Regions from separate parts of the Homo sapiens genome. Here all the other regions are linked to region 2. The links are chromatin contacts, found by Hi-C or POLR2A ChIA-PET in ENCODE. All regions are on one chromosome and are shown on one strand. Each heading gives the region's core, a stretch centred on a gene start or an enhancer-like site at or near the end of the contact. The rest is flanking DNA. Distances are from core to core; before and after follow the strand shown.

Region 1 (2,909 bases), core at 318-2,817, 550 kb after region 2:
CCAGAAGTTTAAGCACATGGTCCACTTGACTAACCACCACGTGGGACCCTCAGGGCCCCTGGTCCCCAGGCAATGGCAGGGACACCAAGGCCAGGTCTACCCTCAAATCCTTCCCAATGGCACGACAGACCGCTGGGGGACCAAGACCTACAATCTAAGAAAATCAGATTGGAGCTGGCTAGCCTGGTGGAGGGTGGCTAGCCTAGGTCTGCAAAGGGCACAGGAAAGATGGGAAGGAGAAAGAACCCCAAATCCCCCATGTCGGCAGCAAAGGAGAGACCCTTACTGGTACCACCGATGGTGTTTCCATGCCAAAGGCGAGGGGTTGGCGGGGTTCTAAATTGAAACTTCTATATAGACTCGAAGAGGCAGTGCACAAGAGGGTGGGAAAGCTGACGATCTTCCAGAACGACACTTTGAGAGGCAGGAGGGAAGTAAGGCTTGGGTGGCTGGAAAAAAAAAATCCAATCCAGCTAACAAGTCTTTATGTAGCATCTCCTAGTTCCTAGCACTAGGATGCAACAGACCTGGAGTCTGACCGGGAATGCGAGTAATGACTGTATAACAGAGAAGAGAGACGAGGGGCTTTTAAAAAGTTACTCGGAAATTTTTTTGTTTTTTTTTTTTTTTAAGGCAAAGTGTGAGAGCTGTGGCCAGGGAGCTGCTGCACGGAGGGGCATGAGCTGAGAAGGGCCTGGCCTGGGACGGGGAGGACAAGCAGTCTCTGCTAAGGAAGGTATTTCCCGCGGCCGAGCAACTGGGAAGAAGGAGACCCCAATGACCCAGCACTAAGATCGCCGGAGCGAAAGGAAACAGAGGTGAGGAGGACCCAGGCGAGGTGCCTGGGTGGAGGGCAAGGCTTCCATGTTGGCCAAAGTCGTGGAACGCTTGGACCTGGGGAACCGCAAGGCCCAGCTCGTTCCGAGGGGAACCCAAAGGCGCGCTGGGGAGAACTCCGGGAAGCGCGGGGCCCGGCCACCCTAGGACGCTAGGGTCGGGGGCCCCCAGGCGGCCCAGGGCAGGGCTTGGCAGGGGCCCGGGGGCGACCGTTAGGAGCGCGGGGGTGGAAGGCAGCGCGCCGGCCCGGGAGGACGGCGTGCCCTTCAGGGAGGGGCGCCAGGTGCGAGGGGGGCGAGCGGTCGCCCCCTAAGCCGGGCGCCGGCCTCCCGGGGCCTCCCCGAGGCTGGCCGGCTCTGGGGGAGGGTCCCGGCGGCGGGGATGGGCCGGAGCGGGCGGGAGAGCGGGAGGACGCACCGGGCTGCGGCGGCCTCGGGGAGGAGACGGGGGAGGGTCCTCGCTGGCGGCCCGCGCGCTGGCTCCGGCGCTTCTCTAGCTCGCGGGCTCGGCGCGGCCGCCGCGGCGTCGGGGGCGGGCCTGCCCCGGGGCTGGGCTGCGGGCCGGGGGCCGCGGGGCCACTGGGCGCTTACCGCGGGCGGCGCGAGGGTCCGGTCCCGGGGCGTGGGCGGCGCGCGGCGGGCGGGGGCCGGGGACGGCGACGGCGGCTAGCAGCGGGGGAGGGGGCGCTGGCGCTCCCGCGGCGGCCGCTCCTCTGTGTTTGTGTTTGTAGCAAGATGGCTGCCCGCCTCGCACCACGTGACGCGGACGCGGGGCCGCGGGGCCGCCCCTTCCACCGCCGCCGCCGCCGCCGCCGCCGCCGCCGCCGCCGCCGCCGCCGCCGCCGCCGCCGCCGCCGCCGCCGCCTCCCTCCGCGGCTCCGGCCCGCGCCACCTCTCCTCGTGCGCTGCTCGCGTGCCGCGCGCGCCACTGCCCGGACGCCCGTCGCCCCCGACAGCCCCCCCCCTCCCCGCCCCGACACGTGACCTGGGCGCCCGGCTGGTCACGTGACGGGGGCCCCCAGCTGCGGGCGGGATCGGCCCCAGAGCGGCCTCCTCTCCCCCACCTCCCCCGGCCCCGCGACGCGCGACCTCTGGGACCGAGGCCGCGGCCTCCCTGGCGGTCCGGTTTCCTCCAGGAAGCCCGCCTGGATGACAGGAGACAATAAAATCCAGAACCCTTCATCAGGCGTCCTGGGATGTGTGAAATAAGTGGCTCAGGCAAATAAGTTGACTCTCAGGAGCCTCTTTATTTTTTTAATTATTTATTTAATTATTGAGACAGAGTGTTGCTCTGTCCCCCAGGTTGCAGTCCAGTGGCGCGATCTCGGCTCACTGCAGCCTCCGCCTCCCGGATTCAAGTGATTCTCATGCCTTGGCCTCCCGAGTAGCTGAGATTACAAGCACACACCACCACGTTTGGCTTATTTTTGTTGGCCAGGCTGGTCTAGAACTCCTGACCACTCAAGTGATCCGCCTGTCTCGCCCTCCCAAAGTGCTGGGATTACAGGCGTGAGCCACCGCGCCCGGCCCCTATTTATTTATTTTTTTGAAGCAGGGTCTCACTCTGTTGCCCCAGCTGCAGTGTACTAGCCCGATCTCGGCTTACGGCAGCCTCCAACTCCCGTGTCTCAAGCGATCCTCCCATCTCAGCCTCCTGAATTGTTGGGACTATAGGTGTGCACCATCACACCCAGATAACTTTTTTATTCTCTGTAAAGACTGGGCGGGTGGCGTGTCTCATAACATTGCCCAGGCTGGTCTTGAACTCCTGGTCTCAAGGGATCCTCCTGCCACAGCCTCTTGAGTAGCTGGGACTACAGCTGTGTGCCACCACACCCAACTAATTTTTTTAATTTATTGTATTTGTTGTTTGTTTGTTTTCCAAGACAGAGTCTTGCTCTGTCGCCCAGGCTGGAGTGCAGTGGCGCGATCACGGTTAACTGCATCCTGCGCCTCCTGGGCTCAAGCAATCCTCCTGCCTCAAGCACCCTGAGTAGCTAGGACTACCAGGGCACACCACCACGCCCAGCTTTTTTTTTTTTTTTTTTTTTTTTTTTGTAGAGACAGGGTTTC
Region 2 (2,785 bases), core at 165-2,664:
GGCTTCTAGAATCATTCTTCATATTATTTCACTAACACAGCCTCCACCACATTAATATGGCAACAGGTTTAGAAATTATTTAAAACAAAAATTTCTAATGTTTACATATATTGTGTGATGTGTGTGTGTGTGTGTGTGTGTGTGTGTGTGTGTATCATTCCAAGGTACTGTTTCTAATTTTTTCCTGTAGGGAATGAATATTCAGTATTGCAGCTGCATTGGCTAGCTGGGGATTCTATTTACCACCACATTGTCCCGGACTGAATCTGGGGACAAAAAAACCACTTCGGGAACAAATTCTTGTCTTCAACAAAGAGCTGTCTTGAGTAGGCACAAAAGTAGCATTTGAGGGCCGGACGCGGTGGCTCAAGCCTGTAATCCCAGCACTTTGGGAGGCCGAGGCGGGCGGATCACGAGGTCAGGAGTTTGAGACCAGCCTGGCCAATATGGTGAAACCCTATCTCTACTAAAAACACAAAAATAGCCGGGCGTGGTGGTGGGCGCCTGTAATCCCAGCTACTCGCGAGGCTGAGGCAGGAGAATTGCTTGAACACGGGAGGCGGAAGTTGTATTGAGCCAGAGATCGCGCCATTGCACTGCAACCTGGGCGACCGAGTGAGACTCCGACTCAAAAAAAAAAAAAAGTAGCATTTGAGTACCTTTTTTTTCCTTTTCTTTTCTTTTTTTTTTAGAGGAAGGGCACCCAGGCTGGAGTGCAGTGGCACCATAATAGCTCACTGCACTCTGCAACTGCTGAGCTCAAGAGATTCTCCTCCATCAGCCTCCCTAGTAGCTGGAATTACTGGCGTGAGGCACCATGCCCGGCTTATTTTCTTATTTTTTTGTAGAGGTGGTTGGAGCGGGGGGACTGGGGAGGGTCTCGCTATGTTGCTCAGGCTCGTCTCGAACTCTTGCCCTGAAATGATCCGTCCTCGGCCTCGCAAAGCGCTGAGATTACAGGCGTGAGCCACGGCGCCCAGCCTTGAATAGTTTTTCACATGCATTGCACGTTATTTCCTTTTATTCTCTAGTTTTTGGGTCCAGTCTTAAACCTGGGAAGGGATTCATTTGGGGGGGTCACACCAGCGGGCATCCTGGCTCAGGCGGAACTCTGGCTCCAGACAGTGCGCCCAGGACCAAACGGTCAACCCCGGCCTACTCCCGCCCCTCCCAGATCCTCCCCTCCTCGGACGCTCCCGCGTCTTCCTCTCGCTCAGGCACTGAGGGGCGGGGAGATGGGTGTTAAAGAGGGGATATCACCAATCAACGTGCGCCTCCGGGAAACAGCGCTTCGCACTGGCTGGTTGGGTCTGACGACGTGGCCACTGTCCAATCCTCATGCTAGAGGCGGGGCTAAAGGCCAGTGGCGCAAGCAGAAGGAGGAGCGCAGCGGCTGCAAGCACGTGACCGGGGCCTGAAGCCGGAAGCTACCTATCTGGTAGGGAGCTCCCCCAGCACCGAAGACTGCGATGGTGAGTGAGGACGCATGCGCGAGAGGACCCGCCGGGGGTTCAGCGTCTCTGCTCCCCAGTCTGTGTGGTTTCCCCCTGGTGGGCCTGCGCTCCACCCTCACCTCCTATCCGCTCGGGGAGGAAGAGGGGATGGAAATGGGAGGGATGGCGACGAGAATGCTGGGGAGGGGTCTGTGGGAGGGTGTTCTGGGGCTGCGGGTAGTCTGCAGGTCGGGCGGAGACGAAGGGAGGTGAAGAGAGGGTCTGGGGGCAGGGGCCAGTGGGGCAGCAAAGGCCCCTTGGGGTAGCAAAGGTGGGATGTGGAAGGCCAGGGGAGCCCGGGGGCGAGAGTGGGGGCAGATGGAGGCTCGGGAAGATCAGTATTGAGGACCATGTAGGGGGGAGGGGGCCGGGAAGGGACCTGGCTGGGGAATGAGAAAACCTGGGGCCATCGTCAACCCAGAGACTTGGGTTTGCAGGTGAAGGGTATCGGGCCGTCCATCCCTCTAGCATGCTTCTCACGACTTGCATCTTTACCCACTAGACTTCTGCGCTGACCCAGGGGCTGGAGCGAATCCCAGACCAGCTCGGCTACCTGGTACTGAGTGAAGGTGCAGTGCTGGCGGTGCGTTCTGGGAAAGGGAGGGGGTCCCTTAGTGCACACAGCCCGGTAACCCCTTCTAATATTGGCCCTTCTTTTCTCGGCTTTTATCTGGTTTCCTGCCTGGCATCTATTAGGTTGGTACAAAAGTATTTGCAGTTTTTGCAATTACTTTCAGTAATCAGTCTGTGGAATCTTAGTCTCCTAACGGCTGCGATTTATTTATTTATAGTTTTTGAGACTGAGTTTCGTTCTTGTTGCCCAAGCTGGAGTGCAGTGGTGCGACCTCGGCTCACTGCAACCTCCGCCTCCGGGGTTCAAGCGATTCTCCTGCCTCAGCCTCCCGAGTAGCTGGGATTATAGGCACGTGCCACCATGCTCTGCTAATTTTTTGTATTTTTAGTAGAAACGGGGTTTCACCGTGTTAGCCAGGCTGGTCTCAAACTCCTGACCTCAGGTGATCCACCTGCCTCAGCCTCCCAAAGTGCTGGGATTACAGGCGTGAGCCAACATGCCTGGCCTTTATTTGGTATTTCTTAAAAAGGCATTTGTATTTTGTTCCATAGTACTGTATGGTGTTAGGTCTCTAGATTACAGGCGTGAGCCACCACGTCTGGCCTTTATTTGGTATTTCTTAAAGAGGCATTTGTATTTTGTTCCATAGTACTGTATAGTGTTAAGTCTCCAGATGTTTTTGACTTAGGTAGAGACAAAGCTTAAGGTTAAGGGTTGA
Region 3 (2,769 bases), core at 263-2,762, 690 kb after region 2:
GAACGACTGTTCAGGGAGTGGAGTGGAAAGGTACAGGGTAGTGGGAGGGTTGGGGAGAGGTAGTGGGAGGCTCATTGTCCCAGCAGGGGGAAGTCTTTTGTTTCCTCTCTTCCCCTGACAGCCTGGCAGGATATGAGGCCAAGCCCCCCCATGCCAGCAGCATCCCAGCACCCACTGGACTGCACTGTGGCCCTTCCCTGACTATTGTGTCCTGGCTGGGAATGGGAGCAGGGGCAGGCAGGAGGCTGGCTCTAGGAGGGAAAGTAAGAAGGACTATTTGTGGCTGGAGGCCAGGATACCGGGGTCTGGAAGGGACAAGAAGCTCTTGGGCTGGTTAGGGAAGCTTGGCACAGAAAGATGTGTGTGGGGAGGAGCAGGAAGCCAGGCCGGGTGGGGCCGGCACCGAGGGTAGCAGGTCGGGCCAGGGGAAGGTAGGCCGGGCCCCAGAGGAGATGACGCAGGGCCTCAGCCCTCTCCCAGGCCCCACTCTTCCAGCCTGGGGACCAGAGAGCTCACCTGAACCTCAGAAAACCCACCCCCCGCTCCATTCCCTAAGGCTGACATCACCCCATGCGCCACAGCCCAGCAACCTGTCTGGCCAGAGCCTTCCACATCCAGCTGCTGCCCAGATACCCTCCCTCCCCAGGATCCAGGGGTCTAGCCTCGCACTGCTGCCCTCCAGGAACCCTGGAATTTCATCCCTCCCCTCGGCTCACTCCTGGGCCGTTTTGCCCCATCAGCTGTTCTTGCAGGAAGGGCGCCCTGCTCAGCTCGCCTCTCTTCCCGAGAGTCTTTTGTTTGCTGGGTCTGCAGGAAATTGGAGGGGCGGTGCCCAAGGGCTCATCTGCCCCTGGGACCTGGGGGAGGGGGGCGCAGATTCACCAGACTTAATCCTGGGGAGTTTACAGCAGGAATGGGGTGGGGGAGGGTGGGGGTGAGGTGGGCGGATCTCCAGGAAATTAGCATTTAAGGCCTAATTCTGAGAGTGCCATTAGATCTCCTTGTCCCGAAGGGGCAGACGGGGCATGTGTGTGTTCCAGGATCTGGGATCCCTAGAATTGAGGGCTGGGGGAACACTCTGAGGTCACCTAATAGGTTGACAGGGGCGTTGACACCAAGGTAGAAAATCTCAGATACTGAATCCCACGATCTCCTCTATATCTATACACCATTTTTAAAAATAGAGATGGGGGCTCGCTATGTTGCCCAGGCTGGTCTCGAACACCTGGGCTCAAGAGATACTCTGGCCTTGGCCCCGCAAAGCGCTGGGATTACAGGCATGAGTCACTGGGCCCAGTCCCACAATCCCGTCTTTTACACGCCTGCGATCCTGCGGATGCCAAGAGGTGGGGAGGCAGGTCAGACCAAACCGTCTTTGAGAATTATTATTTTTTCCATTAAAAAATGGTGGAGAGGACGACCCGCCCGTAGCCACACAATTCGCGCCTTCCCAGGACGCAACCGCAGAAAAAGCGGCGGTGTGGACGCTCTGGCGGGCGGCGTCCTCTCGTTGGTTGCCCTCTCTCTGAAGCCATCATAGTCGCCGCCATCTTTCCTTCCCGGCCGTCAGTCACGTGGGCAGCACGCCCCAGGCCTCCGACTGCTGGCGTGCAGTGGGGCGGATTCCGGAGGATTCCTGCAGCCACAGTGAATGTTTGGTTATTCCAGGCGCAGGGCAGCAGCGAAGAAAACTGAAGCTCCTGTTTCGTGGAGCTTAACTTCCTTTCTTTTTTTGAGACAGGATCTCTCTCTGTTGCCTAGGCTGAGTGCATGGGCAAGGTCATACCTCATTGCAGCCTCGAACTCTTGACCTCAAGTGATCCTCCACACTTGGCCTCCCAAAGTGTTGGGATTATAAACCTGAGCCAATTTTATTTCATCTATTTATTTTTAAAACATTTATTTCAATTTTTTTTTTTTTTTTTTTTTTTTTTTGAGACAGAGTCTTGCTCTGTTGCCCAGGCTGGAGTGCAGTGGCGTGATCTTCGCTCACTGCAAGCTCAGCCTCCTGGGTTCACGCCATTCTCCTGCCTCAGCCTCCCAAGTAGCTGGGACTGCAGGCGCCCTCTACCATGCCTGGCTAATTTTTTTGTATTTTTAGTAGAGACAGGGTTTCACCATGTTAGCCAGGATGGTCTTGATCTCCTGACCTCGTGATCTGCCCGCCTCAGCCTCCCAAAGTGCTGGGATTACAGGCGTGAGCCACCGCACCCGGCTATTTCAAGTTGTAAAATTTTTTTGTGGAGACAGTCTTGCTATGTTGCCCAGGCTGGTCTCACACTCCTGGGCTCAAGTGATCCTCCTGCCTCCACCTTCCAAAGCATTGGGAGTATAGCACCCAGCCATGTGGTTCAATTTTAAATGGGATTCGCAGGGAAGATTTCACTAGGAAGATAATATTTGAGTCCAGAAGACCTAAAAGAGGTTCTGGAGTTGTCTGAGGAACAGCCCAGAGGCCCTAGTGGGGCACGCGCAGGAGGTGAGAAGAGAGATGTGGTGATGGAGAGGCCACATTACAGGCATGGGCCACCATGCCTAGCATTCTGAGACACTTCTGAGCAGAGGAGATACTATTATTTATTTATTTATTTTGAGACAGAGTCTCACTCTGTCACCAAGGCTGGTGTACAGTGACGCGATCTTGGCTCACTGCGACCTGGCCTCTGGGGCTCAAGCGATCTGCCCACTTCACCCTCCCCAGTACCTAGGATTACAGGTGTGTAGCACCACGCCGGCTAATTTTTTTGCATTTTTAGTAAAGGAGGAGAC

What was found. A loop is a pair of places that touch in the nucleus more often than their neighbours do. ChIA-PET counts read pairs that join two places held with the same protein, here RNA polymerase II (POLR2A). Pooled maps may share reads with other maps.
Region 1: a loop to region 2 is called in a map of ovary, with 10 times the contacts of the local background. The contact joins the promoter of GIGYF1 here to the promoter of LAMTOR4 in region 2. A Hi-C loop is called at or near these places in 2 of 168 maps with a recorded cell type or tissue (ascending aorta and ovary) and 8 of 50 pooled maps. POLR2A ChIA-PET finds 5 or more read pairs at or near these places in 4 of 52 experiments (GM12878, OCI-LY7, activated B cell and 1 more).
Region 3: a loop to region 2 is called in a pooled map, with 5 times the contacts of the local background. The contact joins the enhancer-like site here to the promoter of LAMTOR4 in region 2. A Hi-C loop is called at or near these places in 2 of 50 pooled maps. POLR2A ChIA-PET finds 5 or more read pairs at or near these places in 3 of 52 experiments (H1, PC-9 and activated T-cell).

What each region holds. Positions count from the first base shown.
Region 1 is chr7:100,692,683-100,695,591 of GRCh38, forward strand. It overlaps GIGYF1 (GRB10 interacting GYF protein 1), which reads right to left and starts at 1,568. Exons shown (of 27, transcript NM_001375765.1): 1 at 1,428-1,568. RefSeq lists a cis regulatory region at 642-2,135, silencers at 997-1,116, 1,287-1,386, 1,827-1,986 and an enhancer at 2,674-2,909.
Region 2 is chr7:100,147,504-100,150,288 of GRCh38, forward strand. It overlaps LAMTOR4 (late endosomal/lysosomal adaptor, MAPK and MTOR activator 4), which reads left to right and starts at 1,415. Exons shown (of 4, transcript NM_001008395.4): 1 at 1,415-1,472; 2 at 1,996-2,076. The coding sequence starts at 1,470. RefSeq lists enhancers at 418-1,030, 1,055-1,114, 1,385-1,494, 1,643-2,255 and silencers at 1,795-1,884, 1,895-1,984.
Region 3 is chr7:100,835,944-100,838,712 of GRCh38, forward strand. SLC12A9-AS1 (SLC12A9 antisense RNA 1) reads right to left here. Exons shown (of 2, transcript NR_146550.1): 2 at 1,371-1,636. It also overlaps a transcript of SLC12A9 not described here. Among named protein-coding and RNA genes, the nearest start is that of EPHB4, 9.8 kb to the left of the region's middle. RefSeq lists enhancers at 1-253, 254-1,173, 1,174-2,093, 1,551-1,600, 1,611-1,690. Within about 2 kb of position 1,513, at least 32 of the 41 ENCODE cell types and tissues checked have a DNase peak (open chromatin) inside an H3K27ac peak, as active enhancers do.